Linked DNA regions of Homo sapiens: region 1 is linked to region 2. The links are chromatin loops, found by intact Hi-C in ENCODE. Cell type or tissue: breast epithelium. All regions are shown on one strand. Links, peaks and the distances in the headings refer to the core of each region. The heading gives the core; the rest is flanking DNA. Region 1 overlaps LOC105371334 (a long non-coding RNA gene). Region 2 holds the start of LOC105371335 (a long non-coding RNA gene).

What was found. Hi-C counts contacts between places; a loop is a spot of excess contacts. Peaks named below come from ENCODE experiments on the same cell type or tissue, not always from the same donor. Only the 100,000 strongest peaks of a DNase experiment are listed, where the experiment ranks them.
Region 1: a loop joins it to region 2, with 22 times the contacts of the local background. A loop is called at or near these places in 2 of 110 quality-filtered maps.

Annotation. Positions count from the first base shown.
Region 1 is chr16:71,577,172-71,593,228 of GRCh38, reverse strand. LOC105371334 (a long non-coding RNA gene) reads left to right here. Exons shown (of 3, transcript XR_933717.2): 3 at 9,379-9,460. Among named protein-coding and RNA genes, the nearest start is that of TAT, 8.1 kb to the right of the region's middle. In breast epithelium, for the core only: no CTCF peak of the experiment used is centred there; a DNase peak (open chromatin) is centred at 11,268; H3K27ac peaks cover 2,760 bases; H3K27me3 peaks cover 182 bases.
Region 2 is chr16:71,498,538-71,514,594 of GRCh38, reverse strand. LOC105371335 (a long non-coding RNA gene) reads right to left here and starts at 784. Exons shown (of 2, transcript NR_135172.1): 1 at 660-784. RefSeq lists a silencer at 14,563-14,722. In breast epithelium, for the core only: no CTCF peak of the experiment used is centred there; no DNase peak of the experiment used is centred there.

The DNA of each region.
Region 1 (16,057 bases), core at 7,390-15,389, 74 kb before region 2:
TGGAGCCCATTCTCCATGTTTCATTGCCAGAAAGATCTTAAACTTCACATTCCTCCTTTAAACCTTCAGAGGGCTTCCCCTTGTACTTGAAGTAAAATCTAAGCTATCCAGAAGGCTCCCCCACCACCATCCTACCACATTCCCCCCAATTCTCCAAGCTTGGCCACACCAGCCTTTTGGGTCCTTGAACAAGCAGAAGTACCCATTTCACAGGGAAGCTGAGGACTGTTACAGCAGAGGAATAATCTCCACTCAGTCTTTGATTTCCAAAAAGGATTATTGAAATCCATTTTAGAGGTAATAGTTATAAAAGTCAGAGCTTTTGATTCTCTTCACTTTGGAAAAGGAAAGGAAAAAGGCTTTTGGCAAATCCAATGAAGCAAAGTTCATAGTTTACATGCAATGGATTGAAAAGACAGCTCAGATGAAAAAGCAGAACAACCCTTCCCTAAGCAGAGGATTACAACTGGGACCTGGGAGGGGGCAAAGTGGCTAGGAGCTCTGTCACTCTCATAGTCCTCCTGCCACCATCCTGCAGATGACTTCCCACTTTAGAGACCAAACTTGGAGACTCATTGAACTGCCCTGTGTAGACAACAAGCTGTCCAACAGCCAGTGACATTCACTAAGATCAGGATACAGAAGGTGGGCCCAGAACATGGGATGGAGAGGAGGGAGGAGAAAGGGAAGCTGTCTAAGCTTGGATGGAAGAAGCCCAGGCCCAGCACTCAGTGCGGTGGGGGGTTGGGGATAGATGAAATCCAATTGGCCCCGGATAATTTCCTCCTAAGTTGTGACAGTCTATGTTTGCCCACTTCACCCTTGTTAAACCTGATTAAGAGAGAAATCCTATCTAGCAGTCAATTGGTCCATAACTAATTTCTAGAACAAGACTGAAACCAGTGAGGTGGCTCAAGCCTGTAATCCCAGCACTTTGGGAGGCTGAAGCGAGAGGACTGCTTGAGGTCAGGAGTTTGAGACTAGCCTGGGAAACATAGTGAGATCCCATCTCAACCATAAATAAATAAATAAATAAGCCAGGCATAATGGGACATGCTGTAGTCCCAGCTACTCAGGAGGTTGAGGTGGGAGGATTGCTTCCTAGCAGTTCGAGGCTACAGTGAGCTATGATTGTGCAACTGTACTCCAGCCTGGGCAAATGAGTGAGGCCCTGTCTCTAGCGGGGGGGGGGGGGGGGGGGAAAGAGTGGGATATTAAATAATTAACTAATTAACTAATAGCTTTCAAATTCCTCCTATAGAACCCAACAGGGACTGAAATCATTGTTCCTTGAAACCATCTGTCCATAGGACTCTCAGAGAAGGGCCAAGAAAATGACTGGATTTGAAGGTCCTTCGGTGAGATGGGTGTGTGTGAAATCCCTGTGCTGGGAGGAGTGCAGAGCCCTGGTTCTGTGCAGATGCGAGCAGAAGGACAGCCCTCATCTGCATCTCTTGTTTGATCCCACAAGTCTGAGCCCAACTCCCACAGAGTAGGGTGACCCTGCTGACCCACTCTGTTAGCAGCACATGCCTACTGTGGATTTTATTAATATTTTAATTTCTGAGTGGGGCAGACACACTCTCCCATCCCTTCATATCCAGAGGCATTCATAGGTGACTAGTTGACATCTATACAACCGGGTACACGAGAACAAATTTATCTGTGTTGAACCAGTAGCCCTTGTTCATCCTCTTGGAAGCAAGACAAAGCACTTTCACTCTGACATCCCTGCACGTTCTGCTTTGCTCACCCCAGCCCCCTTGGCTGGTTGTGCCTTGAGCACACCAAGCGCAGTCCCACCCCAAGGCATTTGCCCCTGCCATTCCCTCTGCCTGGGGCATTGTTCACCCAGTCATCCACAGGAATCATTCCCATCTCCCATTAACCATCACTACCTTAGGGGACAATTCTAGTGATTATACACAAAATACTGCCCTTTCTAACCCTACATCTTGCTTTATTTTTCTTTATGGCATTGGTGGCTTCTAACATCTGTTTCTCTATTTATTACTTCTCTCTCCCAACAAGAATGTCAGCTTCATGAAAGTAGGGCTTGGTTTGGTTCTTTCATTGCAGTATCCCCTGCATTCAGAACAGAGCCTGGCTCATAAACACTTACTGAATGAGTGTATTAATGAAACATGATTGCAGGACTCTTGCTATGGAAGAGCTTTAAGTGACAAGTAGGCACAATGTCCCACCTCTCCTGTCCCACCTCTCCAGGTTTGACTTGGTTCAAACCTGAATCCTCTTATTTGACTTGGTTCACTCTTATCCCATCTCATTCTTTTTCACTCTGTCCCTACCAGTCCTCCCACGAAACATATGTACTCATCTTCTCCAATCCTGGAGACCGCATTGTGTCTCATCTTTGTTTTGCCCATGGTGCTGCGGGAACTTGATGTTCCCAGACTTGGGTAATTCAACTGTCATTTGGCCCCATCGATGGTACTGTCCCTTCTGCAGATTCTGGAAGTGAATCTGGATAAAGTTTGCTGAGTTGCATCACCTCTGGCACTTGTTTCCAGGCAGAATAGGGAAGGAGTGGTCTTGAGGCCTCCCTGGGGGATGGCCATGACAAACCCTTTTACCTTTGGAGCATTCTATGATTCTTGGCTGACAGAATTCTTCAGAACTACAGACCATGGGGATCTACTCAGGCCTCTCTACAGCATAGACGCTAAGCTCAGTTCCTGTCTCGTATGGAAAGCAGACCTTGTATTACCCACCAAAGCACAGAATAGGGGATGCTTCAATATACTGTGCTACCCCAAGATAATCTTCCTCATGAAAAGCCCTGTCTTGTGCTCAGAGCTCTCACTGCAGTGGAAATGTAGGCCTGAGTAAAAGGTCAAAGGATGGAACTCCCAAGGCCAGGGATCCCAAATAGGTCAGCAAGAGAGAGAAAGGTTTTGTATATCATGTCATTATTTATTTTTATTTTTTATTTTTATTTTTATTTTATTATTATTATTTTTTAATTGATCATTCCTGGGTGTTTCTTGCAGAGGGGGATTTGGCAGGGTTATAGGACAATAGTGGAGGGAAGGTCAGCAGATAAACAAGTGAACAAAGGTCTCTGGTTTTCCTAGGCAGAGGACCCTGCGGCCTTCCGCAGTGTTTGTGTCCCTGGGTACTTGAGATTAGGGAGTGGTGATGACTCTTAAGGAGCATGCTGCCTTCAAGCATCTGTTTAACAAAGCACATCTTGCACCGCCCTTAATCCATTTAACCCTGAGTGGACACAGCACATGTTTCAGAGAGCACAGGGTTGGGGGTAAGGTCATAGATCAACAGGATCCCAAGGCAGAAGAATTTTTCTTAGTACAGAACAAAATGAAAAGTCTCCCATGTCTACTTCTTTCTACACAGACACAGCAACCATCCGATTTCTCAATCTTTTCCCCACCTTTCCCCCTTTTCTATTCCACAAAACTGCCATTGTCATCATGGCCCGTTCTCAATGAGCTGTTGGGTACACCTCCCAGACGGGGTGGTGGCCGGGCAGAGGGGCTCCTCACTTCCAGTAGGGGCGGCCGGGCAGAGGCGTCCCTCACCTCCCGGACGGGGCGGCTGGCCTGGTGGGGGCTGACCCCCACCTCCCTCCCGGACGGGGTGGCTGCCGGGCGGAGACGCTCCTCACTTTCCCAGACGGGGCGGCTGCCGGGCAGAGGGTCTCCTCACTTCTCAGACGGGGCGGCCGGGCAGAGACGCTCCTCACCTCCCAGATGGGGTCGTGGCCGGGCAGAGGCACTCCTCACATCCCAGACGGGGTGGCGGGGCAGAGGCGCTCCCCACATCTCAGACGATGGGTGGCCGGGAAGAGGCGCTCCTCACTTCCTAGATGGGATGGCGGGCGGGCAGAGACGCTCCTCACTTTCCAGACTGGGCAGCCAGGCAGAGGGGCTCCTCACATCCCAGATGATGGGCGGCCAGGCAGAGACGCTCCTCACTTGCCAGACGGGATGGTGGCCGGGCAGAGGCTGCAATCTCGGCACTTTGGGAGGCCAAGGCAGGCGGCTGGGAGGTGGAGGTTGTAGCGAGCCGAGAGCACGCCACTGCACTCCAGCCTGGGCACCATTGAGCACTGAGTGAACAAGACTCCGTCTGCAATCCCGGCACCTCGGGAGGCTGAGGCTGGCAGATCACTCGCGGTTAGGAGCTGGAGACCAGCCAGGCCAACACAGCGAAACCCCGTCTCCACCAAAAAAATACGAAAACCAGTCAGGCGTGGCGGCACGCGCCTGCCATCGCAGGCACTCGGCAGGCTGAGGCAGGAGAATCAGGCAGGGAGGTTGCAGTGAGCTGAGATGGCAGCAGTACAGTCCAGCTTCGGCTGGGCATCAGAGGGAGACCGTGGAAAGAGAGGGAGAGGGAGACCGTGGGGAGAGGCAGAGGCGGAGGCGGAGGCGGAGGCGGAGGCAGAGGCAGAGGCATGTCATTATTTAAACCATATTTTTGGTTGATTGCTCAGAAATCAGGCTTGATGGGAAAATAATCTCTTTCTTTCCCTTTGTACACATATTATAGCTGCATCTATATATGTTCCTCTTATTTACAGAACTAGTTAGATGTTTACAAGAGGAAATGGGCTCCATTTTGGGTACCAACATTCATGAAAGTTTTCCGGGAAGGACAAGGAATAATATGCAAGGGCTGACCAATTATGGGATCTTGGAGGAAGCTACAAAAAATTGATTTGTTTAGCCTGGAAAAGAAAAAAACAAACGACGCTTTCTTGAGAGTATAAGTAATTCAATATGTAGCAGGATGCTATCTCTCCTCTTGAAAGTGGCTTGTGAAAAGTCCTGAGATTTAAACACTGAGGTTCTGTGTTTAAAATAGGGTGAATAGAGACCCATGTATGCAGGATGACCTAAAGCTGATGGCTTTTCAGGATTATCCCAACCTTTATTACTCATAGGATCCTGTGATCCAGGTGAAAAGTTAGGGTTTTGGTTTCCAGGCATTTTTGGTTGTGGTTTGGGGTTGTGGTCATGGAGTCCCAGAAGGAAACAAATGTTGTGCACAAACTTGGCAATTTGAAAAGAATTTAATAAAGGAAACATATGCAAAGATGTTCTGGCATAAAATAATTTACTTTTGATGTCTTGTACTTCAGAATATTGACTGGGAATATTTGAGTGAATCTCACCTGGGATTTCTCATGCAGTTGCAGCCATCTTGGTCTGGTGTCATCTGAAGGCTCAGATGGGCTGGACATCCAAGGTAGCTTCCTCACTTACCTGTCTAGTACCTAAGTGCTTCTCTCTGCGTCCTCTCTCACCAGCAGAGTAAACTGGATTTCTTACATGGATGCTCAGGGTGCCAAGAGCAGGAAGCAGAAGTCGGCACAGTAACAAGCCTATCTCTGGAACTGTCACAGCGCCACTTCCCCCAACTTCCATTGATCAAAGAAGCCACAGGGCATGGCCAGAGGCAAGAGGGTAGAGAAATAAACTCTACGTCTCACTGGGGACCTGGCAAGGTTACATTGCTGAAGAGCATGTGGGATAGGGGTATTGCTGCAGTTATTTTTGGAGACTAAAGTCTACCATAAAAGGTGTGAAGAGGGATTACAGCAAACAACAGGGGAGCTGGCCCCAATGAAGCCTCAAGGGACAAGGGGAGGAAGTGATTCAAAGGACCCAGAAAGAATGGCTGTATGAAAACAGCCTCCTGATACTAGCAGTGGCCTCTGGAAGATGCAACCCAACAAGAAGGGAGCCGAGGATGAATTGCTCAACTTTGCACATCTCCCTTTCAAATCTCCTGCCAGTGACCCCCAATGGTCAAGAGACCCCTTTGACTGGGTTCCTGCAGGGCAGCTCCATGGAGCAATGAGAAGGATGGAGAAGGGCAAAGAGTAGATCTAAGGAGGCAAACAGAAGACATCCAACATATCAGTGGATAACAAAAACATCGAGGATATGTTATCCATGGGCAAGAATAAGGTTTAGGACCAAAATTACTCCTTTTGGGACTGGAAGGAAAACTGCCTACTTTTGAGCAGCTCGTAGGATTTCTAAATGCCCTGGTGTGTTGAGAGACAGTTCAAGCCTTGTTTTTTGGGGAAAAGTAGCTGCTACAGCTACTGATCACTTTACCCATAAGCACAGTCCAGCCAGCTCCCTCTGCGTCTCTCTAGCCTCATTGTCCATGACTCCCCTGTTACTCACCCTGCACCACCACTTTCTCTCAGGCCTCTAGCCCATCAAGGCTTCAGCATGCTATTTTCACAGTTTGGAATCTCTGTCCCCCCTTCTGCCCAAAACCTCATCTTTCCAACTCAAATTAAATGCCACTTCTCCAGTGAAGACTCCTTTAACCCGTATCCTCACTCCAAGCTATTCTCCATGCACTTTTCCTTTATGGAACTTACTCTAATAGCAATTGAAATATTAATTTCTATAATAATTTGCTTCACGTCTATCTGTGACACTAAACTCTAAGCTCCATGACAGTGGAGTCTGTATCTATCTTCTTGACCCCTACATCTGTAGGACATAGAACGTTTAACCTGTAGTAGATACTCAGTAAATATGTGTGAATCCATTACTGTATGCATCTGATAGAAAAACCAGCAATGGTTTCTGTAAAGGTCATCTTTTTTATTGAGATGGAGTCTTGCTCTGTCGCCCAGGCTGGAGTGCAGTGGCGTGATTTCAGCTCACTGCAAGCTCCAACTCCCAGGTTCAGGCCATTCTCTTGCCTTAGCCTCCCGAGTAGCTGGGACAACAGGCACCCACCACCATGCCCAGCTAATTTTTTTGTATTTTTAGTAGAGATGGGGTTTCACCATGTTAGCTAGGATGGTCTCTATCTCCTGACCTCGTGATCCACCCGCCTCGGCCTCCCAAAGTGCTGGGATTACAGGTGTGAGCCACCGCGCCTGGCTGTAGGTGATCTTTTGGTGTTCCTGTGTTTGTTTTTAGCTATAGCCACTGTTTGGCTATATTTTGTTTGTGGGCTAGACATGGGATTAACAAGGAAAACAAGGTGTGACACCAGGAACTGAGTCAATTAGTAAACACTGAGCAGCTACCAAAACATAGTCAACTAGGACATGAACCAAATTTCCATTAGCTGGTGAATAGATATGCAAAATGTGGCATAGTCCATGTGAATAATGGAATATTATTCATCCACAAAAAGGAATGAAGTGCTGGTACATGCTATAACATGGCTGAACCTTGACGACATTATGCTAAGTGAAAGAAGTCAGATACAAAAGACCACATATTATGTGATTCCACTTTTATGAAGTGTCTGGTATAGACAGATCCATAGAGGTGAAAGGTAGATTAGTGATTGCCAAGGGCTGGAACAGAGAGAAATGGGAGTAACTGCTAATGGGATAGGGCATAAGGTTTCCTTCTGGGATGATAACAAGGTTCTGAAATTGGATAGTGGTGATGGTTGTATCATTTGTGAATATAATAAAAGCCACTGAATTGTACTCTTGAAAAGGATGCATTTTATGGTATGTGAATTATATTTCAATTAAGAAAAACACAATCAACAATGTGTTACTATAAAAATAATAGGACATTGTGGTCCAGAGGTCGGCTGATAGATTGGACCATGGTTTGGACTCTAGATTATTCTGAATGTCAGAATGGCAAGAATGCAGAATGATTTCCCAGGAACCTAGGTGTATTTGCTTGGTGGCTTCCTCTGTGAGTACAAATGACAGCCTTTCTTGATGAATGCTAAGAACTAGAGTGGGGTTCAGGTTTTAACCATTCACAAGTGAAGGAACACTAAGTTCCAACGAAATGAAAATGACTGAGTTAATGGCCATGGTTTAAACGGTTATGCAAAGCTCAAAACAAACAGGATGATGTTATTTGCTAAGCTTCATGAGGAAGTGGCCCGCAAGCATTTCAATCAGCAAACAGATGAAGATTCTATTTCTTTTTTAACCTTTAGAGCTCTGATGTGGAATGAGTGGCTGTAACTCTGAAAGCTCAACTGGTCTTTCCAGAACCCATGAGAAAAATATCAGACAAACCCAAATTCAAGAATATTCTACACCAAAGCTGCCAAGGTCATGAAAAACAAAGTCTAAGAAACTGTCACAGACCAGAGGGGACTAAGGAGACATGACCACCAAATATAATGTGATATCCCAGATGGGATCTTGGAACAGAGAAAGGTTGTTAGTAGGAGAAACTAGTGAGATCTGAATAAAGTGTGGAGTTTAGTTAATATTAACGGGCCAATGTTTGTTTCTTAGTTGTGACTAAGAATTTACCATGGTAAATATAATATGTTTGAAAAGGGAGAAACTGGGTGAGAGGTATGTGGGAACTCTACTATCTGCAGCTTTTCTGAAAATCTCTTTTTTTTTTCATTTGAGATAGAGTTTCACTCCATTGCCCAGGCTGAAGTGCAGTGGCATGATCTCAACTCACTGCAACCTCTGCCTCCCAGGTTCAAGTGGTTCTCCTGCCTCAACCTCCAGTGTAGCTGGGATTACATGCATGTGCTACCATGCTCAGCTAATTTTTGCATTCTTAGTAGAGACAGGGTTGTTGCTCAGGCTGGTCTCGAACTCCTGACCTCAGGTGATCCGCCCATCTTGGCTTCCCAAAGTGCTGGGATTACAGGTGTGAGCCACCACCCTGGCTGTGAAAATCTTTAAATAAATAAATAGTTTCATTAAAAAAAAGAAAGCTCAACCAGGCTTACCTCTCCATTCTGACAGCCTTCTCCCTGTCTAGCTTATGGGGTGAGAGAGAGAGAGAGAGAGAGAGAGAGAGAGAGAGAGAGAGAGAGATAGAGAGAGAAAGAGAGAGAGAGAGAAAGAGAGAATGACATAAGATAATTGAGATAATGAGTGGGAGATCAAACCACAAAGCCCTCTATAAATGTAAGGCATTATACATTATCAAAGTCCAACCTGGTCTCTTAATCCCTCCTAAATTCTTCACCCCACCATCTACAAATACAATAAATATGAAGAGACTTTGGTTTCCCTTCAATTACCACTTCTTCCACCATTTTTCCCCCTCTGTATCATGTACTGTAATTTATTGCCAACTGGCTAATGAGTATTGAACACGGCTTCTATAAAGTGCTGGGCCAGATACAAAGGAGGATGTTGAAAGTATTAGGAATGTCCCCGCTGTGCACTTCCTCACGTAACATACAGTCGGCTAGGAGAAGTAGAACATGTACATTCTCTGTACCCAACAAGGATGAGTGATAACTAATGATGATTCAGGGTGCAAAGATACAAAATAATTAATAAAGATGAGCAATAAAAGTTCAGAGAGTAGTCCATACTTAATCCACATAGTTAATTCACTATTTTCTTAAGGCTTTCCCAGTTGGCTCTGTCTTCATGTTTTCTCTTTTTATATTCCTTAGAGAAGAAAAGACTGTGCTTCTCAACTTACTTTGTCCGCTGAAGAGAGGCAGACTTGTGTAGTGAGCTCTGGAGCCAGATTATGAAGCTTGAACTCCAACTCGCCACCAATTACCAGTGTGACTTAGCTTTCGTTTGTAAAGTGGGAATGAAACAGCCTCTACTTCTAGGACTGATGTGAAGATTACATGACTCGATTCAGGTTCAAGATGCCAGACAGTGCTTGGTGTGGGATAGATGCCCAATCTGCATAGGTGGAGAAAAGAAAGGGTGTGGGAAACAGGTCTGTAAAAATGAGGGCCCTGGGGTTTTAGGCGACTATTGATAAGCAAGTTTACAAAAATTTTTATAGTCTTAGGAAAATGTTCACAATATATTGTAAAATGAAAACCACGGAATACAAAACTCTGTATATCTAGAAAAAAGTAGAAATTTCAAGATGTTAATTGTGGGCAAAATGGTTCACAGTGGTTATCTCTAGGTGATGGCGCTATTTCACAAATACTTTTCTATCAGAAAGTGGAAAGGTAGTTGTGAAGGGCTAAGGGGAAATTGAAGGGGGAATTCGTGCTTAATGGGTGTAGAGCTTCAGTTTTACAAGATGAAACAGTTCTGGAGATCTGTTGTACAACAACGTGAATAAACTAAACTGTACATTTAAAAATGTTTAAGTTGGCTGGGCATGCTGGCTTATGCCTGTAATCCCAGTACTTTGGGAGGCTGACGTGGGAGGATCACTTGAGGCCAGGAGCTCAAGACCAGCCTGGACAACATAGCGAGATCCCGTCTCTACGATAAAATAAAAAATTGGCAGGGCGTGGTGGTGTGTATCTGTAGTTCTAGCTGCTCTGAAGGCTGGGGTATGAGGATCACTTGAGCCCAGGAGTTTGAGGCTGCAGTGAGCTATGATCACACCACTGCACTCCAGCCTGGGCAACAGAGCCAGGCCCTGCCTCTTAAAAAAAGTTAAGATGGTAAATTTAATGTTAAGTATTTTTTTTTACCACAATTAAAAAATTTTAAATACAAAATGGCAAACAACAATTTTATACTTAAGAAAAAAAAAGGCCAGGTGTGGTGGCTCACACCAGTAATCCTAGCACTTTGAGAGGCTGAGGCGGGTGGATCACCTGAGGACAGGAGTTCGAGACCAACCTGGCCAACATGGTGAACCCCTGTCTCTACTAAAAATACAAAAAATTAGCCGAGAGTGGTGGTGGACACCTGTAATCCCAGCTACTTGGGAGGCTGAGGCAAGAGAAACGCTTGAACATGGGAGGCGGAGGTTGCAGTGAGCTGAGATAGTGCCATTGCACTTCAGTCTGGGCAACAAGAACGAAACTTTGTCTTAAAACAAACGAACAAACAAAAAACGAGTGTTTCTACACTTTACTGGGTCCTGACTTCCCTGTAAAGTTTATCTGGCATCAGGAAAGCTTCCTAAGTAGACTTGGGTCCTCTCACGTTCTCTCTGTCTGCATTTTTTTTTTTTTTTTGAGACGGAGTCTCGCTCTGTCGGAGCACTTTCGGCTCACTGCAAGCTCCGCCTCCTGGGTTCACACCATTCTCCTGCCTCGGCCTCCAGGTGGGACTACAGGCGCCCGCCACCATGCCAGGCTAATTTTTTTTTTTTTTTTTGTATTTTTAGTAGAGACGGGGTTTCACCGTGTTAGCCAGGATGGTCTCGATCTCCTGACCTTGTGATCCACCCGCCTCGGCCTCCCAACGTGCTGGGATTACAGGCGTGAGCCACCGCGCCTGGCCCTCTCTGTCTGCTTTCTACCGAGGGAAAACATTAGCTACAGAAGAGCGCATGACCAAAACTTGTTTGCCTTGTCTGTTTTTCCTTCTGATTTAGGTTTCGTTGTCAACTGCCAAAGCCGAGGCGAGGGTGTGTCCATGGTGATGACCTTCTGGTACAGCAGCTCTTGTCCCCATCACACACCCCTTGGCCTGCAGATTCTGCGTCAGCGGCACTATTTGCAGGACAACCCGCCAAAATTTTGTGCTGCTTGCTGTTTTTTGATCTGTAAACCTGAGTCTCAGCCAGTCAGGTTGACACAGAGGAGACTGGGCCAGTGATCTCAAAGCAGCTGTCTTGTTGCTTTGCAGTGGCTTCCTAGGCCAAAGTCCTACCTACGAGAAAGATGAGTCCCCTTGTAGACAGACGGGTGAGGGACATGAACAGACAATTCACAAAATGGGAAGAGCAAAGAAACATGAAACATGACCACCCTCGCTAAAATAGAGGGGACAGAGTTAACAGAAATAACAGCAGCACTTGGATACCATTTTTCCTCCATCAATCAGTTTGGCAAAGATTTTTTTAAGAAAATAATTCCCAGGGTTTGCAGACAATTACTGATAGAAAGGTAAATGGCCTTTTTTAAAGCAATGTGGCTGTGTGTATAAAAAACTGTAAGAATGTTCATTCTGGAATAGCATATGCCAGAAAGAGAGTCAAGAAGATACAGGAATTTAGTACAAAGTGACATTTTAAGTAAGGAAGAAGACAGATTTCCTTTTCTGGCTGTATTGAGGACAGGATAACCTAGAAAATCTTCCATTACAAAAATATTTAGACATACTTGATAAAATATAACAAAATGCCTGAGCTCCCAAGATAAAAAGGGAAGACCCCAGGGGTCACAACCTATAAGGGAATAATCTAAGTCTCCTGGTTTAATGTCCAGTTGGAGACAGGACACCAATCTTACAGGCTGTGTAAATGTGGGAGGGGGAGTTGGATCCGTGTCTCCTTGAAAATCTGAACCTTGAGGCCAGGTGCAGTGGCTCACGCCTGTAATCCCAGCACTTTGGGAGGCCGAGGCGGGAGGATCACTTGATGTCAGGAGTTCAAGACCAGCCTGGCCAATATGGTGAAACCCCGTCTCTACTAAAAATACAAAAATTAGCCGGATGTGGTAGTGTGTGCCTGTAGTCCCAGCTACTCGGGAGGCTGAGGCAGGAGAATGGCATGAACCCGGGAGGCGGAGGTTGCCGTGAACTGAGATAGCGTCGTTGCACTCCAGCTTGGGTGAGGAGGGTGAGACTCCGTCTCAAAAAAAAGAAAAGAAAATCTGAACCTTGAGTGACAGAAATCAGTCATAGTAGCCTTCTCACATTGAGAAAAATCTGATTCTTACTTGATCTCTTTTAAAGACCAGTGGTCTCAACCTCTGACAAAGATTCTCTGATTGACCAGACTTTTGTCAGGCTTCTGGATCTTCTTCTAAGCCCATCTGCACTTCCTTGCAAGATCCAGTTTTAGCAAAGAACCCTGAGTCATTTTGGCAAGATTTCCCACCCTGCATATCTGACCAGGTTCCTCATTCTTTGCCGTCCCCCAGGGAATGTTTGGTCACCATGGCCTGTCTTCAGCAGGATGACACTGACACTGGCCTTCTAGGTCAGTTTAGCAGAATCCCCCTTACTCCTGATGATTCCTCTTACTTTTTCCATCCTTGGCTATAAATCCACACTTGCCATCACCATATTTGGAGTTGAATCCAATTTCTCTTCCCCACTGGAAAATCCATTGCAGTGGGCCGTCTAGCTATTGGAATGGTCCTGAATAAAGTCTGCCTTACCATGCTTTAACAAGTGTTATTGAATAATTTTTTTTAACACCTCTGAGTCTCTGTCCACCTGGAGAACCACTACAGTAACACTCAGTGAGGTACCTGTGTCATCTCTCAAGCACAGTATATTGTCATGACAGGTAGTCTGAACTCCAAGAGGTTGTTCAAATTAAACATATTTGCATTGCTTTCGTCTTTGTATAGTCCGTAATTGAAACTATCCCTCAAATAACAGGATATGCATAAAAGTTCTCTATCAATCATGAATGTACAAGGACATTCGATATGCTTTATTTTTTATTTTATTTATTTATTTATTGAGACAGAGTCTGGCTCTGTCGCCCAGGCTGGAGTGCAGTGGCGCGACCTCAGTTCACTGCAAGCTCCACCTCCCGGATTCATGCCATTCTCCTCCCTCAGCCTCCCGAGTAGCTGGGACTACAGGCACCCGCCACCAGGCTGGGCTAACTTTTGTATTTTTAGCGGAGATGGGGTTTCACGGTGTTAGCCAGGATGGTCTCCATCTCCTGACCTCGTGATCCGCCTGCCTCAGCAACCCCAAAGTGCTGGGATTATAGGCGTGAGCCACCACACCAGGCTATTTATTTTTATTTTTTATTTTTTGAGACGGAGTCTCACTCTGTCGCCCAGACTGGAGTGCAGTGGCACGATCTCGGCTCACCACAACCTCCACCTCCTGGGTTCAAGCGATTCTCCTGCCTCAGCCTCCTGAGTTGCTGGGATTACAGGTGTGCACCACTGTGCCTGGCTAATTGTTGTATTTTTAGTAGAGATGGGGTTTTGCCATGTTGGCCAGGTTGGTCTTGAACTCCTGATCTCAGATGATCTGCCTGCCTTGGCCTCCAAAGTGCTGGGGTTACAGGCATGAGCTGCCACGCCCAGCCCACACATTATTAAGATTTTAAAAAAAGCAAGCTACAGAACAGCCCTGTCCAATAGACAGAATGCAAGCCACATAGTGACTTCAAATTTCCTAATAGAAATATTTTAAGATATAAAAACAAATAGGTGAAATTAATTTTAAGAATGTATTTTATTTTACTCAGCACACCATGTATTTTATTATCATATATTTTATTATATATTTTATTATATATATACGGTGTACTGAGTAAAATAAAATACATTTTATATATATATATACATATATATATATATATATATATTTTTTTTTTTTTTTTTTTCTGAGGCAAGGTCTCATTCTGTCACCCAGGCTGGAGTGCAATGGCATGATCACAGCTCTCTGCAGCCTTGACCTCCTGGGTTCAGGTGATCTTCCTACCTCAGCCTCCCAAGTAGCTGGGACTATAGGCTCATGCCACCATGCCTGGCTAGTTTTTGTATCTTTTTGTATAGACGGGGTTTCACTATGTTGCCCAAGCTGGTCTTGAATTCCTTAGCTCAAGTGATCCATCCACCTTGGCCTCCCGAAAGGCTGGGATTACCAAAGGTGTGAGCCACCATGCCCAGCCCCAAAATATTCTTTAAACATGTAATCATACAAAATTATATGAGATATTAACATTCTTTTTTTATACTAAGTCTTCAAAACCTGATGTGTATTTTACAACACATCTTAATTCAGACCAGTCACATTTCAAGTATTCAACGGCCACTTATGACTAGTAGCTACAATATTAGACAGTGCAACTATAGACCACGTTTACTCTCCATTTTTTTAGCAACTCCCAAACCAGCTTTATACGTATTGTAATAAACATAGAAAACATTTGGAAGGGTACACAAGAAATGACTAAAAATGATTTTTTTATATAAAATGAGAATGCAGGGAGGGAAGGTGATCAGGGTTTAATTCACGTACATCTCTATTTGAATTTATTATATAAGGATATATCATATTTACTAAAAATGTAAAAGAGAAATGCTTATTCTTTGCAACACAGTCCTTGTATAGAAATCTGTCTTAAGGAAATAATCAAATATGTAAACTAACATTTATGACAAGGATGCCCTTGGCCCAAGACGTGAATAATTTTTTCTAGTGTATCCATGCTATAGACGTTACCTGCCATTACTGTATAAGAAAAAACATAGTGTACCTAGGGCTCAGTACTACCCATGGTTTCAGACATCCATAATTTCAGGCATCCACTGGAGGTCTTGGAGTGTGCTCCCTGTGGATAAGGGGGGACTACTGTATTCAACCCCACTGGAGGCTTGACTCCCTGAAAAGTGAATGGAGAAGAACAAACTGATGTGAAAAATCTTTGTCTTCCAACAAATAAACAGACAGGATCTGAGCCCTGGGGAGATCACTGAGGCTTCTCTTAACCCTTCAGTGGGTGGTATTTTCCATCTGCTCACAGGAATGTTGAGATTTTGGCTGTGGACCTTGTGTTTTGCTTAGCAAAGTTGTTTTGTGTGGATCGCACCTGACATTTTAAATTCTTCCAACAACCATAGGAGGTAAATGAAGAATTCATGCACAGTGCAAGGATAAAACTGCACAGGTTTCAGCTGCCTTGGACACCCTGTGCTTTTCAGCTATTTGTTGAATGGAACTTAAGTGCCCAATTTGTTCTGATTGGAGCAAAACTTTGTGGACTGACAAGGATGGGCGTCCAAGATGTAGGAAGTTAAAAAAAAAATGTTGCCAAACAAGGTGTAGAGCACGATCCTATCTGTGTTTTGAAATCTATGAAATTATGTATCTATGCACCTATATGTAATGTATCTATCTCTGAATGGAGGGAAAGAGCCTGACCATTACCACCCTCTACCCCTGGGAGTGAGAATGAAGTGTACAGGGAGCAGGTGCAAGGAAGAATGCTCACTTCTTACTTTATATATTTCTGTACTGTTAAAATTTTAACAGGCTGTTTTGTAAAAAAAATTTAATAAAAGCTATCAACTGTAACCAGAAGTACTTTCTGACAGTAGATGTTCTCAAACCATCTCACCAAGTGCCCAGAAAGAGTTAACACAGGAGAATTCCAGATGTTTGAAGTGAGGACAAATTCCTGCTTTGAGGGTGGGAGGTGGGCTTAGGGATGAGAGGCAATGACGGGGGAGAGGAGGAAAGAAGCTGAGGGGAGAGCTGGCTGCTGAGTTGTCATTC
Region 2 (16,057 bases), core at 3,060-11,059:
TATCAAATCACCTTGAATGCAGATGCAGAAAGGAGAATCCAGTTGTCTTCCATTAAGGCAGACTTTAAAGAGATTTTCAAAACTGTAAAATAATGCTAATCATTCCCCTTAATTTTTAAAAAATAAAATATATTTATTTTTAATAAAAGCATTTTTGTCAACATGTAATATGTTCATAATTGTCATTTTTGAATAAATAAATATTTAAAAATTTATCAATTTTGATTTCTAATATGGTAAATATCTATAGAGAGGAGCCCATATAAACAAAAACACTATGGGATTCTCAGTATCTTTCCAAGTGTTAAGGGGCCCTGAGACCAAAATGCTTGAGAGTAGATGTATTAGATAGTATTTGTTTCCTCGCAACTCTAAAATTTAAAGGTTTTCAGCTCCTGGGGCAGTTTAGATAATTTGTAACTGGTCTAAATTTTCAGTCTGCAGATCAGCTTGGAAAGAGAGGCAGCCCTGGGGTCTATCTCCATGCCTGGTCCTGACTGGTCTTGGCTACCTGGATTTATTCTGGTCTTAACTGCTCTGTGAACTTCTGGAAACTCCCATTCCTGTCTTGGGCTCACACATAGCTCCCAGGTAGACTCATTATTTCATTCTTTTATCCCCCATTCTCTTTTATGGTTATGTGGCATGTCAGATTTTACCTTGATCCTGGAGTAGACCTTTCTCCCAACTTTCTATACTGTCTTACAGAACAAAGGTTTTTTTTTGTTTTTGTTTTTCCAATATCCAAACACTTCCTGGATTCCGGATGAGCCCTGAATGGCTTATTTCCTGTTGCCATGGCATGTACAGAATTATAACATATCTTACATTCTAAATTATTTCTCATTGATTACCTCTGGGAAAAGGAACTGGGTGGCAGGAGAAAAGAAGTAGGAGGAAATCTTACCTCTTTTGTAATAGCTTTTGTACAGAAATTAAATTTAAAACTTTGCTCCAAGCAAAGCAAAATCAACAAACAAAACAACAAAAAGCAAACCATACACAAATATCTCCTGAAGTGTGATTATGTCTAGAACTTCCTTGTTTGGTGGGAAACTCCTTTCAGAAGAGGATCATTTTACAGGGTGGATTCAGAAGTAGAAAGCATGTCATAGGTCACTGGACTGTGAAGAAGGAGGTGCAGTTTAGAATGGAGACTGTCTTTGGGAACTTCAGGTTTTGGTTTTTTTTTCCGCCTTCAGATATCTGAATCATAGTTTGCTGGAATAAACTAAGAATATGAATTGGCCTCTCTTTATGAACATTATTTTAAAAAATCTTTGCCCAGGCACAGTGGCTCACGCCTGTAATCCTAGCATTTTGGGAGGCCGAGGCAGGCGGATTGTTGGAGCTCAGGAGTTCGAGACCAGCCTGGGCAGCCATCTCTACTAAAATAGAAAAAATTATCTAGATGTGGTGGTGTGCGACTGTAGTCCCAGCTACTCTGGAGGCTGAGGCATGAGGATCGCTTGAACCCGTAAGAGCAAGATTGCAGTGAGCCGAGATCATGCCCCTGCACTCCAGCCTGGGTGACAGAGTGTCTAAAAAAAAAAAAAAGTTGATGTACTATGAACTTAGATATACAATTGCTTCTTGGCCTTTTGACTAACATCAAGTGTAAACTTGTTTTCTCCGTATTTTCCTGTGCTGATGCATTTGGAGAAAGGAGGTAAACGCAGGTTCTATTCCCAACCAGGTCACCTATTTGCTGTGTGATCTTTGGCCAGTCTCGCCCTGGGCCTCCGTGCCCCACACCTGTTGCACAAAGGTGAGACTTGCCTTTGAGGGACAGTTGAGAGGGAAACAGAAGATCCAGGCAGCAAAGTCATTCAGAAAGGTAAAAGTGCTATTCAAAACCTAAGTAGTACTGCTAACCTTCATGCTGAAGACTAAACTCTGATTTTTAAATCTTGGCCAAATTCCTATCTAAGGGTTCTGAGAATCTGCTCTACAAACCATAAATTCTCATCAGATGGGTTTTATTTAACTTCATATATCATGACTTACTTTCCAATCTGACTGTGGCATAACATTATGTGACAAAGAAGAAAGTCAAAATATTTTACCCCAAAACTCGTTTCTTTGCCATGTTTTGAAATGGTCCTGCAAAGCTGTCCTTTGTGGGGGGAAATGTGCATCTAAAGAATCTCTATTAACGTAGTTAGATCTTTTTCTTCCAGATCCTCCCAATCTTTAAGAGATTAAGTAAGAGTCTAGCACCTTTTAAAGGTCTGAATAGGAAACAATTTGTCATCTATTGTCTCTAAGGGCAGCCACTATAAGACTTCAAAAGAACCTTGGTCTCCATAGTCTTTTGTCTTAACCTGAACATTTTCTTTCTATTGATCCCAGGTCTTTAGACAAACTCAACCAATTGTTGATCAGAAAATGTTTAAATTTACCTATACTCTGGAAGCTTCCCACCTCTCAACCCGCTTTGGGTTGTCCTGCCTTTCTGAACCAAACCAATGTATTTCTTAAATGTATTTGATTGATGTCTCATGCCTCCCTAAAATATATAAAACCAAGCCGTGCCCCGATCAGCTTGGGCACATGTTCTCAGGACCTCCTGAGGGCTGTGTCATGGGCCATGGTCACTCATATTTGGCTCAGAATAAATCTCTTCAAATATTTTACAGAGTTTTGACTCTTTGTGTTGACAATGCTTAATTCTCAAAATACCATGAGAAGGAAACAGGAAACTAGATATTGATTCCAATTTCAGATTAGCACAGTAAGACATTAAGGAAAGTTCTCCAAGTTTCAAAGCAAGTCAGTAACAGTTGAGACCACTGTTATCTGCCTTTTTCCAGTCTTTTGAGGAAATATTCTCAAAGCAAGGGGTCAGCAGTCAGTGGTCTTCAAATTGGGAAGAGTAAAGTGGACAGTTCTAGGGGACTCCAGTTTTAGATCCTCAGCTTCATGTGTGGTCTTCTGGGAATGGCCCTGGTTGCTTGCGCAGATGCTCCTTTCCCAAGCGCCTCCTATAATCTGTTCTTCTCTTGCTTTGCAAAAGGAGTGCATACCCTTAATCTGCCCTGAATTGCCCCTGGGAGGCAAAACCTCTGGGGCACCAAACAAAGGGACACTTTCAAATATGGACTTCTGAAAAGGCTCTTTTAATAATCAAAGGGGAAAGGGGGAGAAAACTTGCCTACCGTTTACCTTCCGTTGTCTTGAACATTTTCCTATTGGGAGGAATTGGCCTGCAAATGGATATTCTGAATTGAATATTGTGGAGTAGGAATAGTGGAATAGAAGTTATTTCACCTCTTCTGAGAGAGGTTCCAAGATGGCTGAATAGGAACAGCTCCAGTCTACAGCTCCCAGCATGAGCGATGCAGAAGATAGGTGATTTCTGCTTTTCCAACTGAGGTACCCGGTTCATCTCACTGGGGCTTGTCAGACAGTGGGTGCAGCCCACAGAATGTGAGCTGAAGCAGGGCGGGGCATCACTTCACCCGGGAAGCGCAAGGGGTCGGGAAATTCCCTTTCCTAGCCAAGGGAAGCCATGACAGACGGTACCTGGAAAATCGGGACACTCCCACCCTAATACTGTGCTTTTCCAATGGTATTAGCAAATGGCACACCAGGAGATTATATCCCACACCTGGCTCAGAGGGTCCCACGCCCATGGAGCCTCGCTCATTTCTAGCACAGCAGTCTGAGATTGAACTGCAAGGCGGCAGCAAGGCTCGGGGAGGGGCGTACACCATTGCTGAGGCTTGAGTAGGTAAACAAAGTGGCTGGGAAGCTTGAACTGCGGGGAGCCCACTGCAGCTCAAGGAGGCCTGCATGTCTCTGTAGACTCCACCTCTGAGGGCAGGGCATAGCTGAACAAAAGGCAGCAGAAACTTCTGCAGACTTAAATGTCCATGTCTGACAGCTTTGAAGAGAGTAGTGGTTCTCCCAGAATGGAGTTTGAGATCTGAGAACGGACAGACTGCCTCCTCAAGTGGGTCCCTGACCCCTGAGTAGCCTAACTGGGAGACACCTCCTAGTAGGGGCTGACTGACACCTCATACAGCTGGGTGCCCCTCTGAGATGAAGCTTCCAGAGGAAGGATCAGGCAGCAACATTGGCCTTTCTGCAGTAATTGCTGTTCTGCAGCCTATGCTGGTGATACCCAGGCAAACAGGGTCTGGAGTGGACCCCCAGCAAACTCCAACAGACCTGCAGCTGAGGGTCCTGACTGTAAGAAGGAAAACTAACAAACAGAAAGGACATCCATGCCAAAACCCCATCTGTACATCCCCATCATCAAAGACCAAAGGTAGATAAAACCACAAAGATGGGGAAAAACCAGAGCAGAAAAGCTGAAAATTCTAAAAATCAGAGCGCCTCTTCTCCTCCAAAGGAACACAGCTCCTGGCCAGCAACAGAACAAAGCTGGACGGAGAATGACTTTGACGAGTTGAGAGAAGGCTTCAGTAATAACAAACTTCTCCGAGCTAAAGGAGGATGTTCGAACCCATTGCAAAGAAGCTAAAAACTTTGAAAAAAGATTAGATGAATGGCTAAGTAGAATAAACAGCATAGAGAAGACCTTAAATGACCTGATGGAGCTGAAAACCATGGCATGAGAACTACGTGACACATGCACAAGCTTCAGTAGCCAATTCGATCAAGTGGAAGAAAGGGTATCAGTGATTGAAGATCAAATGAATGAAATGAAGCGAGAAGAGAAGTTTAGAGAAAAAAGAGTAAAAAGAAACAAACAAATCCTCCAAGAAATATGGGACTATGTGAAAACACCAAATCTACTTTTGATTGGTGTACCTGAAAGTGATGGGGAGAATGGAACCAAGTTGGAAAACACTCTTCAGGATATTATCCAGGAGAACTTCCCCAACCTAGCAAGATAGGCCAACATTCAAATTCAGGAAATACAGAGTACACCACAAAGATACTCCTCGAGAAGAGCAACTCCAAGACACGTAATTTTCAGATTCAGCAAAGTTGAAATGAAGGAAAAAATATTAAGGGCAGCCAGATAGAAAGGTCGGGTTACCCACAAAGGGAAGCCCATCAGACTAACAGTGGATCTCTCAGCAGAAACTCTACAAGCCAGAAGAGAGTGGGGGACAGTATTCAACATTCTTAAAGAAAAGCATTTTCAACCCAGAATTTCATATCCAGCCAAACTAAGCTTCATAAGTGAAGGAGAAAAGGAGAAATAAAATCCTTTACAGACAAGCAAATGCTGAGAGATTTTGTCACCACCAGGCCTACCTTACAAGAGCTCCTGAAGGAAGCACTAAACATGGAAAGGAACACCCGGTACCAGCCACTGCAAAAACATGCTAAATTGTAAAGACCATCGATGCTAGGAAGAAACTGCATCAACTAATGAGCAAGATAACCAGCTAACATCATAATGACAGGATCAAATTCACACATAACAATATTAACCTTAGATGTAAATGGGCTAAATGCTCCAATTAAAAGACACAGACTGGCAAATTGGATAGAGTCAAGACCTATCACTATGCTGTATTCAGGAGACCCATCTCACGTGCAGAGACACACATAGGCTCAAAATAAAGGGATGGAGGAAGATCTACCAAGCAAATGGAAAACAAAAAAAGGCAGGGGTTGCAATCCTAGTCTCTGATAAAACAGACTTTAAACCAACAAAGATCAAAGGAGACAAAGAAGGCCATTACATAATGGTAAAGGGATCAATTCAACAAGAAGAGCTAACTATCCTAAATATATATCCACCCAATACAGGAGCACCCAGATTCATAAAGCAAGTCCTTAGAGACCTACAAGAGACTTAGACCCCCACACAATAATAATGGGAGGCTTTAACACCCCACTGTCAATATAAGACAGATCCATGAGCCAGAAAGTTAACAAGGATATCCAGGAATTGAACTCAGCTCTGCACCAAGCAGACCTAATAGACATCTACAGAACTCTCCACCCCAAATCAACAGAATATACATTCTTCTCAGCACCACATCGCACTTATTCCAAAATTGACCACATAGTTGGAAGTAAAGCAGTTCTCAGCAAATGTAAAAGAACAGAAATTATAACAAACTGTCTCTCAGACCACAGTGCAATCAAACTAGAGCTCCAGTCTGGGCAACGAGACTGAAACTCCATCTCAAAAAAAAAAAAAAAATTCGGAGAGAAATTAACTCTGATTATTTTATTGGTTTGAAAATGAGGATCAGAGTGTCCAATTAGGTTATATGGTGGGTATTTTTCATAGGTGAAATGAAATAGATTTCCAAGGCTTTTTAACAAGAATGTATTTAAAACATAGGATGAGATAAAAATATTTTTATTGAAAAAATATTAAATTGGTGATGGTGGTTTGATATAAATATTTTGATTTTCCAGTAGTTTTTGAGTATTATCAACAAGTTAAACAAGGTGTATCTTAAGTGAAAGAATAATAGCAGGCTGATGCACTGTGATCCTAGTGCTTTGGGAGACTGAGGTGGGAAGACTGCTTGAGGCTAGGAGTTCAAGGTGAGCATGGACAACATAGTAAGACCCCATCTCTACAAAAATAAAAATAAGACAATTTAATGGGGCATGGTGGTGCATGCCTGTAGTCCTAGCTACTTGGGAGGCTGAGGCAGGAGAATCACTTGAGCTCAGGAGTTCAAGGCTACAGTGAGCTATGATTGTGCCACTGCACTGCACTCCAGCCTGGGTGATACACAAGACCTTGTCTCAAAAAAAAAAAAAAGAAAGAATAACCAGTATAATTAATTATAATTACCTGCCTCAAAATTAATAATTAATAAGTCTAATTAATAAAGTAAGTCTCAAAATCAATAACTAATTAATATAATAATGATAATTTCTGAAGTTGAGTATACTAGTTTCTAAAAATTAAGAGAGTGGTGACTCTGACAACTAGGGAACAAATTCTTCTGCAGGTTTCCATTTACTGGCTTTCATTAAAATTGAAGAGGAACTCCATTTCATAATGATGGATCCAGGTTGTGTCATTGATAGCTGCTAAAACCATTAGATGGAAAGATAATAACACTGAACCCACTGCACATACCATCTGTGAAGGATTCTTGCCAAAGTATAAAATCTGAATCTGACCAAGTCTTGAGATCTAAAGATCAATTTTCAGGAAATTCAGAGGCCAGAAGAGCATGTTAAACAGTAAGCCAAGGAGATGCAAAGAGACTTAAGAGAAATATCAGCCAAATGCAATTTGTGGGCCTCGTTAGGATCTTGAGTTAAAAAACCAACACTAAAAAAGAAAAGAAAAGAAAGAGAAGAAAAACCAACACTAAAATCTAAACCAAACCAAAACAAAAATATGTGTGAGACAATTAGGGGAAATTTGCACATTAGATGGATATTGAATGACTTGCATTTCTTAGGTGTACTGGTTTATAAGTTATGTTTTCAAAACATCCTTATTTTTAAGAGAGATATATATAGAAGTATTTACAGGTGAAGTAAAAGTGTGTAACCTGGGATTTGCTTCAAAACAGTCCAGCAGTGATGAAGTGGTGTGAGGTGGAGAGGAGATGGGAAAGGTAGAGATGAAACAAGATTGGCCATGGGTTGATGATAACATTGTTGATGCTGGTGATGGGCACATAGGGATTCTTTTTATTCTTCTATATTTGTGTAGACTTGAGCTTGTCAGTATAAAAAATTAAAGAATAAGTAAAAACAAACCTAAAAAACAAATTAATGCATTGAAAGAATACCTAACCTAGCCATGAGCTGATAGATCACTAAAGATAAATTTTTGAGGAGGGGTGTGGTGGCTCAGGCCTGTAATCCCAGTGCTTTGGCAGGTGGAGGTGGGAGAGTCACTTGAGGCTAGGAGTTGGAGACCAGCCTGGGTAAGACCCCTGTTTCTACAAAAAAACCTTTTTAAATTAGCCGGGCGTGGTGGTATGTGCCTGTAGTCCCAGCTACTTGGGAGTCTGAGATGGGAGAATCGCTTGAGCCCAGGAGTTTGAGGTTACAGTGAGCACCAGTGCATTCTAGCCTGGGTGACAGCAGGAGAGACTCTGTCTTAAAAAAAGAGATTTTTTTTTAATGATTAACAACTGTGTGATTTGGGGCATAAAACTCAAAAGGATTGAGTGACTGACACTGATATCTCAAAACTCTCCATTTCTATCTTCTTGTTTGTGTAAACAGTGCTTATATTTCTAGAAACAAAATTTAAAAATAGAGTTTATGCTGAACTCTCATTCTAGTGTAATATTTATCCACAAATGTGTGAATAAACAGAAAAAAGCCCCACCCAATCTATTAAAACATCTGTATTTTTAACAAATTTTTTATTTTTGTGTTTAATAATTATTTATGTTATTTATCAAAACTTGTAATATTTATGTTGTTTTGATCAGTTATATACTAATAGCAATAATAATAACCAATCCAGAATAAGTTTCCACTATTTGAAGACTTTGGTGTCAGTAGAGTTTTTTAAAGTTTCTAATTTAAATTATATACATATTTTATATATGATAAGATAATTGGGAGAAAACTTTCAAACCTAAAAAATTATACAAGTTTGAAAGTTTGTGGAGAAGTGTAATGGAAACATAATTTCAAGGAGGAAAAGGAATGACAAGTTAAAACGACTGTTAAAGAAAAGATTGTTCATATATTTTTTAAAATAGGCGATCAAGTCTGAAATTAATAGTGCATTAAGATTGTACGGCTATATTTAAAAGATTGATGTAACAGTTTTATTTTAAATTACATCCTTTGCAACTATTTACACTTATGTTTGAAAATATTAAATATTAGCTAAAAACATATTAGGGGATCTGGGTTTATTTTCTTTTATGGATTTTTTTAATTGAGTAAAATTCACATAACATAAAATTAACCATTAACTATTTCAAAGTTTACAATTTGTGACATTAGTACATTCACAACTTTGTACAACCACGATCTCTTATTTCTGAGACATTTTCATCACCTCAAAAGGAAACTCTGTACCCATGAAACAGTTACTCTCCATTCTGCCACACCCCCCACCACCCCCCAACTGCTTGTTTGTTTTCTGTCTTTATAGATTTATTTGTTCTGAACATTTTGTATAAGTGAAATCATGCAGCACGTGGCCCTTTCTGTCTGGGTTCTTTCGCTTAGCATAATGTTTTCAAGGTTCATTGCATTGTAGCATGTTTCAGTACTTTGTTCCTTCTTATGGCTGAATAATATTCAATTGTATGAATACACCACATTGTATTTATTCATCAGTTGATGGACATTTGGGCTGTTTCCATCTTTTCACTATTGAGACTGGTGCTGCTGCAACAAACATTCCTCTACAAGGTGTTTGTTTGAATACCTGTTTTCAGTTCTTTTCGGTACACAGTATTCCGCCTTTCTGCTATTTCAGTTATCCTTGGTTATCCATGGCCCAAAAATATTAAACAGAAAATTCCAGAAGTAAACAATTCCTGGGTTTTCAATTGCATGTCATTCTGAGTAGTGTGATGCAACCTCTCCCTGTCCCGCTCTGTCCTGCCTGGTACGTGAGTCACACCTTTGTTCAGCATTTCCACACTGTCGATGCTACCCACCTGTCAGTCACCTGGTAGCTGTTTTAGATATCAGATCAACTGTTATCACATTGCAGAGCTTGTATTCAAGTAACCCTTATTTAATGGCCCCAAAATGCAAGAGTAGTGATACTGGCATATTATTATTATTGTTCTATTTTATCATTGTTGTTAATCTCTTACTGTGCCTAATTTATAAATTAAACCTTATTGTAGGTATGTATGTATAGGAAAAAAACATGGTGTACATAGGATTTGGTACGATGCACGATTTCAGGTATTCACTGTGGGTCTTGGAACCTATCCCCTGAGGATAAGGGGGAACTACTATGTACCTAGCAGTGGAATTGCTGGTAATTTTATGCTTAACGTTTTGAGGAACCACCAAACTTTCCCACAGTGACTGCACTATTTTACGTTTCCACCAGTGATGCACAAGGTTTCCAATTTCCCCACATTCTCCACAACTCTTGTTATTTTCCATTTTAATTATGGCTGATCTAGTGGGTGTGAAATAGTATCTCTTTTTTTTTTTTTCTTTGAGACAGAGTCTCGCTCTGTCACCAGGCTGGAGTGCAGTGGTATGATCTTGACTCACTGCAACCTCCACTCCCTGGTTCAAGCAATTCCCTTGCCTCAGCCTCCTGAGTAGCTGGGATTATAGGTGCTGCCACCACGCCCAGCTATTTTTTTTTTTTTTGTATTTTTAGTAAAGATGGGGTTTCATCATGTTGGCCAGACTGGTCTTGAACTCCTGACTTCAGGGAAGCCACCCGCCTTGGCCTCCCAAAGTGCTGGGATTACAGGAGTGAGTCACCGCGCCCAGCCTCGTTTTGGTTTTGATTTGCATTTCCCTGATGACTAACGACATTGAGCATCTTTTCATGTGTTTGATGGCCATGACTACCTAAACTAATTTTTTAATGAAACTGTTTTAATGGGTATGAAAGCAAAAAAAGGTTGCAGACCATGGCTTGTAAGTGAGAACATGCGGCATTTGGTTTTCTGTCCCTGTGTTAATCTGCTTAGGATAATGGCCTCCAGCTCTATCCATGTTGCTGCAAAAGACATGATCTCATTCCTTTTTATGGCTGTGTAGTATTCCATGGCATAGATGAACCACATTTTCTTTATTCTGTACGATGAAGTTTGAATGCCAAAGTGAGTCCCTTGCACACAGTGAGTGTTTCCCATGCTAGTTTGTTGGTTTGTCATGACAACCAGAAGGGACCTTCTATCCTCGCAGACATTCTTTAGTGGGAGTGCACCAGGAAAGACACGTCTGTGTCAGGCTGGAGGAAAGTGAAGGAACCAGGAAGCGTGTGGGCAAATGGATTTGTGGATGGCCAAAGAGCTGTGAAAGTAAGAAGAGAGAGTCTCCAGACTCTAGGAAAGCGGAGAACACCGTGAGTGGCAATCTCCACAGGTGCATTGTTAGATCATTGGACAGCATCCTACTCCTATATCCGTACGTGCTCCCTAACACGGAATCTGGCGCATAGTAGGTACACCAGGTGGCTGCTGAATCAAGTTGGTCACTGTTGATCTCTGTCCCATAGTAGGTACACCAGATGGCTGCTGAATCAGGTTGGTCACTGTTGATCTCTGTCCCATGATGGCTCTGTCGAGTCCCTCTTGTCTCCTTGATGGAATTAAGAGGTAGACATCTTGGGTGCTGCTCCTGCTCTGCCCTCATCCCTGCCCATCTCAGTCTGACATTCTCCATGGTTCCCCATGACCTCCTACCAGCATGTCCCTTGGATCACTAGTTTTAGTGCTAAATATCCCCGATGCTCTTGATCATTATTTCTAGAAATTCTCTTCTTCCTTGTCATTTCTATTATGTTTGTGCTACCTGTAGGCATGGCTGTGTTTGGGGTCCTAGAATCACACCCAGTCCTCTGTGGTAAAGAAGAAATTGTGAGACTATGGCATTTTTTTTTTTTTTTCGCTGATAGACCCTTACCCCAGATGTTTTGTAGGTTTATCTGGGGTTATTCACTGCCTCTAAGGCTCCTCTGCAGACAGTATAAGCCTGCTTGATAATGTTTTGAGAGCCAGGTGGGAGAATGGAGCTGGGGCAGTGGCAACGCCTTGTGATGTTTGTTCAGCATGCACACTTTTAATCATCTCCTTGTTTTAAATCCACTGTCTCCATCTGGCCCTCTGCTGGTGTTTTCCCCAGAGAATAAAGCTCCTATATTGCAAAGTTTGGGAGGAGAGGTCTTTGGGCTTTGCAGGTGGGAATGAGATCGGTGGGTCCAATTGATCCTTATACGTCTGTCACATGGCTCGCCTCTGCCTTGTGAAGTCTCTGATGCCCGATCCCTGAGCCTTTCCACTGGGTGAATCAGCTTGCTTCCTGGTATCACCGAAACACTGTGAACATCTCTCATCTGCGTTTGTCTCCTTTCTCACTCTCTTGTCCTTGTGAATCTGCAGCCTTTTTGTCCTTTCAGTGTCATGTTATGGGGCTCAGGAAATGCCAATGTTCATTCCACTTACATCTAATATGCAACTATTCTTTAAAATCAAGTCCATGCAATGTAATATTCTGCAGCTGTTAGAGGAATAACATATATCTACATATCTGGGCATGCTAAGTGGGTAATATAGAGTGTTAAGTGAAAAAAGCAAGTTGTAGGTTGGCTTGTAAAATACGACACTATTTGCATTACAAATTTTAAATATTATCTATAAATACGCATGTATACATATAGTGTGTATATATACATATATAGAGAGTAACATATATTATCCTAGCATTATCTGAGATAATATAAATAAATGTCAAAGTACATATGGAGAGCTAGTGGAATATTTTCACGTAGGCAAAATATTTAAATATTTCATGTAGCCTGGACTGGGCCAGGCACGGTGGCTCATGCCTGTAATCCCAGCACTTTAGGAGGCTGAGGTGGGAGGATCACTTAAGGCCAGGAGTTCAAGACTAGTCTGGGAAATATGGTGAAACCCTGGGTCTACAGAAAAATTAAAAAATTAGCCAGGCATGGTGGCATGCACTTGTAGTCCCAGCTACTCGCAAGGCTGAGGCAGGAGGACTGCTTTAGCCCAGCAGGTCAAGGCTGCAGTGAGCGGTGATGGTGCCACCACTCTCCAGCCTGGTCAATAGAGTGAGACACCCTCTCTTTCTATGTATATATGGGACTGATTTAAAAGGCTAGGCATTCTGGTGAATGTAAAATTAACTTTGAGGGCCATGAAGCCTGGGAGCATCGTTCACATTGTGTTCTATGTGACTGGTTCCCCCTAGAGTTTCACAACTGCAGTGGCCCTTCCTGGGAGGTCCCTAGTGGGAGAAGCTGTCATTCTGTGAAACATTAGGGAGTGCTCATTTGCAAAGGAGTTGCTTCTCCCACATGTAATTCCTAGTGACCCGTACCCCAGGACATGTGTGTTTGACAGTGGTTAATGATCCTCTTGAGCTATGCCGGGGAGGCCAACTCACAAGGTGAATAATAACAGCTAGACTTCTATTTACAGAGATACCCATTCTAGCATGTTGTGGGAAACCTAGGCTTTCTCACAAAAGCAACTAGCTCTTCCTCCTTCCAACCACCCTCACCTCCCAAACAAACAACTCCCAAATCAAACAAGAAGAAATGGAAAATTTTCAGTTCAAGCTCAATGGCAAGGGGTTGAGAGGAATTTAGCCATATGATTGAATGTTCTCTAGGAACATGTCTCTAGCAGTGGTTCTCAAGCTTTACTGCCTAGAATAATCACCTGGGGAGGTTTCAAAAATCCCACACCCAGGCTGAATGCATATGGATATTTGTATCTTTGGACAGGGTTTCTCCACCTTGGCTCTATAGACATTTGGGACGAGATAATTCTTTGCTGTAGGAGCTGTCCTGTGCATTGTGGGTTGTTTAACTGCACCCTTGGGCTCTACCCACTAGATGCCAGTAGCACACTTACCTAGTTGTACTGACCAAAAGACATATCCATGTATTTCTAGTAGTGGGGCAAACCACCTAGTTGAGAATCACTGTTTTGCGGGGTGGGTCCTAGGCACTATGTTTTTTTAAAAAACTTCCTAGGTGATCCCAATGTGCAGCCAAGTTTGAGAACCAGTGCTCTGATGGATTTTCCCTTGGAAAGCGTAGCCTGGTGGTAAGTCCCAGAAATTTTGGAGTACATTTTTATAAACTGTGATATAATATTGATTCAGTAAGAATGGATATATTCTGAGCCAGATGAGTGGACCCACTCATCCTGTCTAGTAGACATCTGTTTCTCTCCATCAAGGGGAGTTTGGAAAACAAACAGGCTGTGAACACCTTGATGAGCCAGATGAAGGGTGTCATGAGCCAGATGAGCTTATAGTAGACAGAGAACCTTTACAGCGAACAAGGTATGCAAATAATGAAAGCTCTAAGCAACATTAGAAAACCACAGGGCGTACGTTATTGGTGCTAAGATAATGTCTATCATTGACTGGAGGTCCTCTGTGGATCAAGGTCTTGTGCTAGAGGATCTATTTACATGTCATCACATAAGAAGGCATCTAAGTTAATAATAATAGTAGTAATAATAATAAATAGGGCGGATGTAAAGAACACGCATGTCGATACTTCTGAAACATGCTTTAACCTTAACTGTTGTATATAAGCACTTATGTAATTTGAGTGCTTCTCTGTCTCACTGTGGCAGGAATTGTAGATGGGCTCACGCAAACCCCCCCTTTCCATCTTCTTCCTACTATGGAAGCAAGAAAGTAAAAAAACTTGCCTTACAGATTCCTCTGCTGTTAGGAGCAGCCATGTGACATAATTTTGGCCATTAAGAATGTAAGCTCTATGAGGACAAGGGTTTTTTTAATTTTTCTATTTTGTTCTCTGCTGGTCAAAAACTCATCATATTGTACACTCTAAACATCTCTGGTCTATTGTACATTAATTTTAAACCCAATAATGTATAAAATTAAAGAGCAATTGTTAAGAAAATCCAAAGGCAAATTACAAATTGGAAGGAAACATTTTCTTGGCCCTGAAGGAAGTTGAGGTGAGGATCCTGAGGCACTGAGACCCTGTGCTTAAATTTCTGGTAAATCGCAGAGCTAGCTGAAATTTATCCCGCTGACACTAGATGTCACCATTGTGCCAAGTAAATGTAGCTGCTGTTCAGAGTGCAGTTCAATATTCAGGACAGAGTCAGGCTCTTCAAATGGTTGGAGATTGTTAATTTTTCTTCCCTCTTGATGCCAGAATATGGTCTGGTTCAAAAATGACGACAGTAATAATGATGGAGGAGAGCAAAGATCACCTGGTGGCCATCAGGCAGACCATCTGGAGGCAAAACTCCCTGTCTGAGGAATTAGAAAGTAATTAGACTTGCCTATTATCTAAAGCTGGCATCTGGTACCAGACTTCTTCCCCCTAAATTTATAAGTAACTAGGAGTTCTATACATCTCCGAAATCCATGCACGTTGAAACTCATTGTGCATCCCTTGCTGACATCAAGGCACTAAAATGTCTACAAATGTGATCATTTTTCATGACCTACATTGCTAATGTGGTCCACATTACCCTTAAGCTCCTGCTTTAAGGTCCATAAATACCCCTAAGGAAAATCCACCAGCACGCTCAGTCCTCTCTTGCTGAAGTGCCTCACTGCCCTCTCCTGCAGTGTTCTTTCTATCTAATAAAACTTTCCTTTTCAAACCTATACTGTAAATTCTTTTTTACCACCTGCAAGCCAGCCACTTGCCATTGCTGGGGCTCTGATACCTCGCCTGGCAGGGATCAGAGAAGTTTGTACGAGGAGCAACAAATAAGATAATTCTACCCAGTATGAGACCACATTTACATTATTAAAGCTAATAAATATGCAAAAAAGTTTCAATCTATGTTGGAAAAGACCCAAAATTAAATATTTGAAATGAAGTAGGCCGGGCGCAGTGGCTCACACCTGTAATCCCAGCACTTTGGGAGGCCGAGGTGGGTGGATCACGAGATCAGGAGTTCGAGACCAGCTTGACCAACATGGTGAAACCCTGTCTCTACTAAAAATACAAAAATTAGCTGGGCATGGTGGTGGGCGCCTGTAGTCCCAGCTACTCGGGAGGTTGACACAGGTGAATCGCTTGAACCCAGGAGGCAGAGGTTGCAGTAAGCCGAGATCACACCACTGCACTCCAGCCTGGGTGACAGAGTGAGTCTCCATCTCAAAAAAAAAAAAAAGATGAAGTAGGGCATAACATTGCAAATCACTAACTAGATGAAAACTTTGGGTGTGCTCGGGGAGAAGAGGGAAGAGAAAGACCTCAGGAATGAACAAAGAAGCTCAAGGGAAGAGTAGCTCAGAACACCATCAATGACAAGCAAGTAAAATAAGAAAAAGCATGAGGACAGTTAATTACTACTTCAAGGTAACAGGCTTGGGAGGGAGAAGCAGATTAAAATGGCATGTTGAAATTCTGAATGAAGTTGCTAAGACACTTGAACAAAAACACAGTAAATTCACAGAATTGCAGAACTTTTGTGTGCGGAGTGAAAAGAGGGGAAGA